Linked DNA regions of Homo sapiens: regions 1 and 2 are each linked to region 3. Evidence: chromatin contacts called from ENCODE Hi-C or POLR2A ChIA-PET data. All regions are on one chromosome and are shown on one strand. Each heading gives the region's core, a stretch centred on a gene start or an enhancer-like site at or near the end of the contact. The rest is flanking DNA. Distances are from core to core; before and after follow the strand shown.

Region 1 (2,839 bases), core at 28-2,527, 380 kb after region 3:
CTTGAGCTGCGATGGGCTCCACCCAGTTCAAGCTTCCTGGCCACTTTGTTTATCTACTTAAGCCTCAGCAATGGCAGACGCCCCTCCCCCAGCCTCGCTGCTGCCTTGCAGTTTGATCTCAGACTGCTGTGGTAGCAGTGAGCCAGGCTCCGTGGGCGTGGGACCCTCTGAGCCAGTCACGGGATATAATCTTCTGGTGTGCCGTTTGCTAAGACCGTTGGAAAAGCACAGTATTAGGATGGGAGTGTCCCAATTTTCCAGGTACCGTCTATCATGGCTTCCCTTTGCTAAGAAAGGGAATTCCCTGATCCCTTGTGCTTCCCGGGTGAGGTCATGCCTCGCCCTGCTCTGTGGGCTGCACCCAGTGTCTGAGAAGCCCCAGTGAGATGAACCCGGTACCTCAGTTGGAAATGCAGAAATCACCCATCTTCTGCGTTGCTCATGCTGGGAGCTGTAGACTGGAGCTGTTCCTATTCGGCCACTTTGGAACCTCCCCCAAAACTTTAAATATTACATACATGGTGCTTGTTCAAAATGCTTTTACATGCATTTAATATACGGACAACTGTTTCATGCATAACTTTTTATCAAATTACAGCCGTGGAATGACAAGTTACAAATGTTAAGACAATGCTCAATCGCTTATACTACACTTTCAATGAACAGTATGTACAGTTTCTGTTAATGCCTTTATTTTCTATTATGTTTGTTCTGATTGCATACATTGAAATGCAATTTTACATTTATTTGAAACTAATAAAAAATTTGGGCTTGTATTTTGCACATATTTTCCCCATTTTTCTACTAATTCATTTTTACTGTATTTTATAGAAGTACCTTTTACTGACAGATTGGAAAAATAAAGAACCCATTCTTCCCCACGGATAATCTAATAAAGAACCTGTTCTTCCCCACGGATAATCTGGGAAGCTGCTCTAAGAGGCTCATCTAGAGGCAGACAATAAAAGGGTAGAAAGAATGAGGGCCCTGAAAAAAGCTTCTGGGAAAGTAAAAACCCGAACAAAGTTTCGATAACTAAGATTTTTTTCCTGGTTAAATACACTCAACCTGTATTTGGGGTGAGTGTTAGCCGGGTACAAAGGTAGACAAAAGTTCCGAGTGCCGCCGCAATCGTCTCCCACAACATGGGTCTGAGCTACTCAAAATGAGATTTGCCTTTGGAGAAGAGTTAAGGAGCAGGGGGCGTGGCGAGCAGCGTGAGATCATCGGGAAGCGCCGCTCGTGGCGGGGGCAGAGCCGGCGCGTCATTGTCGTCATCGTTGCCCGACCGCTTTCCGGGAGACTGGAGTCGAAGGCCGTGAGGTATTTTTCTAAGGTGTAGTTTCAGTTTTTCTCCTGCTCCTGTTTAACTCCGCTTTTCCTCTCCTGGGATTCCCCTGTCATCCTCTGGGCAGACTGAGAAAATCGGAGTTTGGCTGCGTAGCCTTCCAGGAATGCAGTCTCTCACAGCTCTTCGTTGGGGCAGCATTGTTGGCAGGTCCCCCACTTCCGCTTGTTTTGGGGCTGCTTGCAGGCTTTGGCTTACCCCGGCCCCTCATTTCTCTCTTTTGCTCCGGTCTCTCTCTTTTTCTTCGTTTGTTAACCACCCCCTTCTCAAATCTTGGAAGACGAAGAAATTAAAAACAAAAATCAAAAAACATTGAAGTCTTCACAATTTTCAGCTGTTTTCAATCTTGCTTAGGGAGAGAGGCTAAAGTGGAACGTCTAGGGGAGTAACTTTACTGTGTTAGCTCCGTTTATCATTCACATTCACAGACTGCCTGCTGCTGCAGTATTAGCTCATCTGAGATAGTGGGCTAATTTCGACCTTTAGCTGAAATCTGTAGTGGGTAATCCAAGAGAGCAGTTTTTCTTGATGACCCGGATAAGTTCAGTGTAACTCAAACTTGTTTCAAAATAGCTTTAATGTCCTCAATGTTTGCTGACTACAGTTCAGTTTTGGCTTGATAAAGATGTATTTGTCGCAATGAGATGTTTGCTATCCACTTATTAACCTATTAGGACTGTCTGATGGTGGACTGAACCAAGACTTAACCGTGATTTTTTAAAAAATTAAATTTAAAAATTTTGTGGGTACATAGGTGTATATATTTATGGGGTACACGAGATGTTTTGATACAGGCATGCAATATGTAAGAATCACATGGAAAATGGGGTATCCATCCCTTCAGGCACTTATCCTTTGTGTTACAAACAATCCAGTTATACTTTTAGTTATTTAACTCTGTATTTTTGATTCAAAAACAACAGATTAGCCCTATTGAAGTACAGAGAAATGTTTGTGTTTGGTGGAAATGATAGAACTCATTGTTTTGTTGAAAGATAGTGACAAGTGTGAATAACGGTTTTTCAAAATAAAATTCTCAGTCAAAAGATACTACAGCTGCCTTCAGTTAGCTGTGTTGTATGTATCACAGTTCAAAAGTAATGTAATTTTTTTCTTAACTGCTTTTACCTTTTCAAATGGCTCTTCATATGTATTATCTCAGCTACTGTTTCCAAAGTTGACCCTTCAAGCATGGCTCTAAATAGTTCACATTGGATTAGAGTATTTGGTAATTTTCACTTTTAGTAAAATACTATCTAATGTATTGAGTGCTAACTGAGCCAGGCCCCGTTCTAATGGCTTTTATCTAGTTTATTTAATCTGTGCAACAACACTATATACTCTTATTTCAGAAATAAGATAATTGTAATAATCAACTTCCATATGTTTTGGAAGGTAATTTTGCTGCTTGATTGCTGTAATTTTGGAAATGCTTTGAATTAAACTTTGAATAGAAGTGAATTTAATTTAATGTAATTGTTCATCTCAATC
Region 2 (2,700 bases), core at 133-2,632, 270 kb before region 3:
CATTTAAAGAGAGATAGAATCTACATGAATCGTTCAACCAGGATCAAAGAGTAAAGAGAACGACCAGCTGTGGCAAAACCATGTCACAATGAAGGAAGTTTGGTTCAGAAAACTTATACAGTAGAATAAGGACGCCTATCTGAGATGACCCTAAGATCCCACGGTGGTTTCTCACCAGTGTAAGTGCTACCTCAAGATAACATCATGTGGTTGAAGGTTTGAATAAAACGATGTATATACATTCTCAATCTGCTTGTGCTGGACAACTGAAATTTCAGTTTCACAAACTTATGAAGGCAAAGGGACCCATGTTCTTCATCTTCTTAGAGAGAAAGATGTCCACCCAAGCTTCAGGGAAGGATAGATATAATCTAGGGCAAACTCAGGAGCTCTGAGAGCCCCTCCCCATCAAGTTGACTCACCACAGTGTCCCCATCTACCTTGAATGGTCTGCATTTTGGAAGAAGCCACAAAATGAAGAGTTAAGAATCATTTCCATAGCATTAGCGTATGTTCCAAGAGGGTTACATGGATGTCCCAGAGGGAATCTTGCTGGGCAGCTCTCCTCCTCCACTATTTCATCTTTCTTTCTTCTTTTGAAAAGGGAGAATGATAACCAAGTCTCAGTAAAAGCAAACAATGAAACAATCTGGGCCTTCCCATTCAAGTTGGCAAGCCAAACACTCCTTTATCTCTCTGCTTTCCCCAAATAGATGGCAGTAAGGAAGATAGGAAGAATGGCGGGCACAGGAAAGGATGGGCAGGCCAAGGATTTTCATTAACTTCTGGAAGCCTGTCAGTGGATGGAATTACACTCAGGAAGTAACATTAGCAGAGGGAACAACAGCTCAGAACATGGCCCAGAGAAGGATGAAAGAGGGCAGGGCGCCAGAAGGGCCCCGGACTCAGAAATGGCAGGTGTGAAAACGACTGAAAATACCTATGGAATAAAGAGTGAAGTAGATTCATTTCTCCTCCCAACCGCCCTCACCTGTTCATGTAATAGTGGCTTTTATGGCCCAGCCTACCCAGAGAGCTGTTCTTGGCAGCCACTTATCTATGTCTGGGAGGAGATACAGTTCCAGAATGGAACTGTGTTCGGGTGCCTCACTGCTAAACCAAACTCAACATGTTCTTAACTTTAAAAAATAATACATATCATACAAGAAGTCCACAGTAGGATGGCTCCCAGATGGTTACTCTTGGGGCTCTGGCATTCATTCCTCAGGCATCCAGGTTCTTCCCTCGGTTCACCTCCTCCACTCAGTGTGTCCACAAGATGGCAGTAGCAGCCCCATGCCTCTCACCTACACGGGAAAGCACCCGGTGCAATGCCTCTTACTCTTCCCAAGCATCTTTTTCAAGAGCACGACCGCCTCCCGGAAGCCCCTAAACAAGCCTCCCATTGCACTGCATTAGCCAGAGCAGGGTCACGTGCCCACCCCAAACCAATCACTGGAAGAAGAAATGAGTTTTGTCTCTTTGTTGTTGTTGGTGGTGGTGTTTGGTTGTTTGATTGGCTGTCTTAGAACGGGGCTTCTCAAACTTGAGCAGGCATCAGAATGGCCTGGAGAATTTGTTAAAATAGCACATGGGTTGCTGGGCGCCACCTCCAAAGGTTCTGATTCCATAAGTCTGGGGTAGGGCCCAAGAATTTGCATTTCTACCAACTTTTCAGGCAGTGCTGAGGATTCCAGTTCGAGAACCACTGGATTTGAGGAAGCAACCAACAGTGAAAAGTCCCATCCTCCCCAGGCACTTTAGGAGTGGTTCTAGCCTGACTTCCTGCTCACAAGGTTCAAGTTAAGCCTTCCAGCGCACAAGCCCCACCCTCATGCTCAGGGCTAGTCATGCCTCTCAGTCAGGGAAGTCATGATTCTAACCACCAGAAGAGCTAAAAGCAGAAATGTCCAAAAGTGGCAACCTCAGGGGAGTGCTGGGAGAGAAGGGGAGGAAGGGAAGTGAGACATTTTATTATTGTCATATGCCCATCTGAACCCATTGTATTTTTCTTTCCTTCCGTATTTTAATAAAAAATACTTTTTAGTGCACATTTTTTTTCTACTAAGGAATATTTTCAACTTTTTGCCCTTCTCCAACCAGGCATTTCTGTGTATCAGGATGAAGGCTGTGCCTGCTCCTGAATGACTACTGGGTAAATAACGAAATTAAGGCAGAAATAAATAAGGTATTTGAAACCAAAGAGAACAAAGACACAACATACCAGAATCTCTGGGACACGGATAAAGTAGTGTTTAGAGGGAAATGTATAGCACTAAATGCCCAAAGGAGAAAGCAGGAAAGATCTAAAATTGGCACCCTAAACATCACAATTAAAAGAACTAGAGAAGCAAGAGCAAACGCATTCAAAAGCTAGCAGAAGACAAGAAATAACTAAGATCAGAGCAGAAGAAAGAGATAGATACAGGAGAAACCCTTCAACAAATCAGTGAATCCAGGAGCTGGTTTTTTGAAAAGATTAACAAAATACATAGACCACTAACCAGACTAATAAAGAAGAAAAGAGAGAAAAATCAAATAGATGCAATAAAAAATGAAAAAGGGGATATCACCACTGATCCCACAGAAATACAAACTACCATCAGAGAATACTATAAACACCTCTATGCAAATAAACTAGAAAATCTAGAAGAAATGGATAAATTCCTGGACACATACACCCTCCCAAGACTAAACCAG
Region 3 (2,745 bases), core at 3-2,502:
CATTTTTACCTTGTTTCTTGCCTTAGTGGGAATGTTTCCAGTATTCTAGTATTACTCCATTATAATATTCTCTTTCTCTTTCTCTCTCTCTCCCTCCCTCTCTCCTGTGTCTCTGTCTCTCATACATATATAAAATCATGTTAAAGGAAAACCCATTAATGTCTATTTTATCTAATACTTCTACTGGAAATGTATATTAAATTTTATAAAGGGACTTTTTGGCATATCTGATTTGTTATACATTTCTCACCTGAAAATTTCTAAGAACTTTACTAATATTAGTACTCTACATTCTATAACAATAGTTTCTTCAGTTGATACAATGTATGTATGTTTTCTCAGCTCCAGAGAACCAATAACATTGAATATCATATTTTAGAACCATGAAAAAACTTGATAAACAGTCTGACTTTCTTCGCCAAAACTGTCTTATAATAGTATCTTTCAACGATTAAGTACTTTTCACATGGCCATTTATGTACTCATCAAAGAGTCTTGAAAGGTAGTTTCTGACATTAATATTTTTAAGATACAAAAATGCAGACTTATAGAAGTAACATTACTTAAGCAAAGCAAAACAGCTTGCATATGGAGGAGAAAGACCTTGACTCCAGGACTGGCTCTAAAATGCTTTCTGTCACATCGTCCTTGAGATCTGGTCAATGCTAATCCTCTGCCAGCAGAGGGCGCAATACTTCTATTAAAGCCCAGTCAAAGCGCTTGAGTGGGAGCAGCTAGTTCCCCATTGCAGCCCTGTTGGCTGATTGCAAAACCTCAAAAGTCAGAATTTGTCTGTACCCTTTTAGTTGCAAATGACAGAACTGAAACTAGTCCTGCCCAAACCAGGTGGGAGGGTTGGACTGAAAATGGAGTAGGGTGTTTCCCCAGAGAGAACATAGAGTATAGCCCCAAAATGACAAAAAGCCTCTTCTGCTAGAAATATAAGATATCAGGGAACATAATACTCCAATGAAGAGACTTCTCTTCCCACTCCACCCTTCAGACCTGGCCTGGCCAACAGGCCACCCCCTAGGTTTCTATCTGAACCTTCAAAGATCCAATTAAGAACACTTAAATTCAGCTTTTGCGTATTTTATCCACAAAGGCCCAAGTCATTATTCTGTATTTTGCCACAGGGATATTATTTCATACGGATTTGTTCTCCAAAACTTCAGCCTGGCATTTCCACTGACTCTGTAGCTCTGTGAAACCAAGCTGTAGGTGTGAGTATATTCTGTTGACATAGCAGATATGAGCTCTGAGGTTGGGTTAAGTGTAAAGAAATTTCTCACCCTTTTACTAACATTGTGAATAAATTCTAGTCTCTTGTGTGAAAAGACTGTAAAAGGAGTTCACCTGGGGATGAGAACATTTCTAAGATTATGTTTTTATTCTTTCCCTCTGAAAACTCGCATAGGCAGAAAGAATGAGCCAGAGGCCTTGGGGAGTTGAGCAAAGTAACCAAAATTCACATCCAAAATTTCATTTCATTTAAAAATAAACCTATCACATGGAAATTTTGAAATTCATCTCCTGGATTATGTGCTTTAGTACACACACACACACACACACACACACACACACACACACACACAGTATCCACACCTCAAAATGGAAAGTAAAATGTACCCAAGTATGGTGTATAATTTTATCTCAATATGACTTACTTTTGGATTCTACTTTCCTGACCCTGCCCAAAGTACAATGTATTTTTGATTCAAAAGTCAACACTCAAGATTAATGTCCATAGATAACAATAATAGTTGAGTGCTTACTATACAGAAGCTATCCTGCCAACAACCTTTGGAGGAATTCCCTTCCTTGGAATTGCTGTTGACATAGCAGATATGAGCTCTGCTTGCTGTTGACCAGCAGGCTTGCTGTTGGCATTAAACAGATACATGAGAGGTCACGCGCTGATCTGGTTTGGCTCTGTATCCCCACCTGAATCTCATCTTGTAGCTCCCATAATTCCCACATGTTGTCGGAGGGACACAGTGACAGATGATTGAATTATGGGGGCAGGTCTTTCCCATGCTGTTCTCATAATAGTGAACAGGCCTTACGAGAGCTGATAGTTTTTAAAATGGGAGTTGCCCTGCACAAGCTCTCTTTTTATCTGCCGCCATCCACATAAGATGTGACTTGCTCCTCCTTGCCTTCCACCAGGTCTGTGAGGCCTCCCCAACCATGTGGAACTATAAGTCCATTACATGCATTTTCCTGTATAAATTACCCAGTCTAGGGTATGTCTTTATCAGCAGCATGAGAACAGACTAATACACATACCCTGGCAATTCAGGCCCCCCTGCACTGCCCTCAAGAAACCCGACTGGAGCCCCCAACCCATGAGGGTTGTGTAGGCTCAGAGGCTGCTCTTAGTAAGTCATGTGGCTTGTCAGCTTTGTTTCTTCTTAAGTAATGGGAGCTTATTTTTCCAGACCTTTATTCCATAAATGCTTGGGGATTTAGAGTTAAATTTTAGCAAGTTTTAACATTTTGATTGTATGTAATTCCTCCTTTAGTCTTTTGTCACCTCTCTATTTTTGTTCTCTCTGTTTATCCTTCAGCTTATTTTAGGTTTGTCGTGATTTTACCTTTCTAAATCTTATGGGTCTAGCATTTTTACTTTTCACGTGGTCTATTCTTGACTTTACACTGTATATTTTATCCTTTTAATCTTTTTCTAAATTTTACCATAATTTTCTACCTTAATCTGTTACTTTAATTTTTTAGTTATAGCTC

The links. Hi-C counts contacts between places; a loop is a spot of excess contacts on that map. ChIA-PET counts read pairs that join two places held with the same protein, here RNA polymerase II (POLR2A). Pooled maps may share reads with other maps.
Region 1: a loop to region 3 is called in a map of PC-9, with 6 times the contacts of the local background. The contact joins the promoter of C1D here to the enhancer-like site in region 3. A Hi-C loop is called at or near these places in 3 of 168 maps with a recorded cell type or tissue (GM12878 and PC-9), 11 of 37 single-sample maps with no recorded cell type and 12 of 50 pooled maps. POLR2A ChIA-PET finds 5 or more read pairs at or near these places in 1 of 52 experiments (MCF 10A).
Region 2: a pooled map shows a loop between it and region 3 (3-fold over the local background). The contact joins two enhancer-like sites. A Hi-C loop is called at or near these places in 3 of 50 pooled maps. POLR2A ChIA-PET finds 5 or more read pairs at or near these places in 3 of 52 experiments (CD4-positive, alpha-beta T cell, OCI-LY7 and PC-9).

Annotation. Positions count from the first base shown.
Region 1 is chr2:68,061,442-68,064,280 of GRCh38, reverse strand. C1D (C1D nuclear receptor corepressor) reads left to right here and starts at 1,277. Exons shown (of 5, transcript NM_173177.3): 1 at 1,277-1,323. RefSeq lists enhancers at 926-1,426, 1,179-1,588, 510-1,709.
Region 2 is chr2:68,714,198-68,716,897 of GRCh38, reverse strand. It overlaps a transcript of ARHGAP25 not described here. Among named protein-coding and RNA genes, the nearest start is that of ARHGAP25, 19 kb to the left of the region's middle. RefSeq lists enhancers at 1,319-1,398, 1,667-1,961. Within about 2 kb of position 1,382, at least 14 of the 41 ENCODE cell types and tissues checked have a DNase peak (open chromatin) inside an H3K27ac peak, as active enhancers do.
Region 3 is chr2:68,439,863-68,442,607 of GRCh38, reverse strand. No RefSeq gene overlaps it. Among named protein-coding and RNA genes, the nearest start is that of FBXO48, 26 kb to the left of the region's middle. RefSeq lists a silencer at 568-807 and enhancers at 998-1,047, 1,138-1,187. Within about 2 kb of position 1,252, at least 9 of the 41 ENCODE cell types and tissues checked have a DNase peak (open chromatin) inside an H3K27ac peak, as active enhancers do.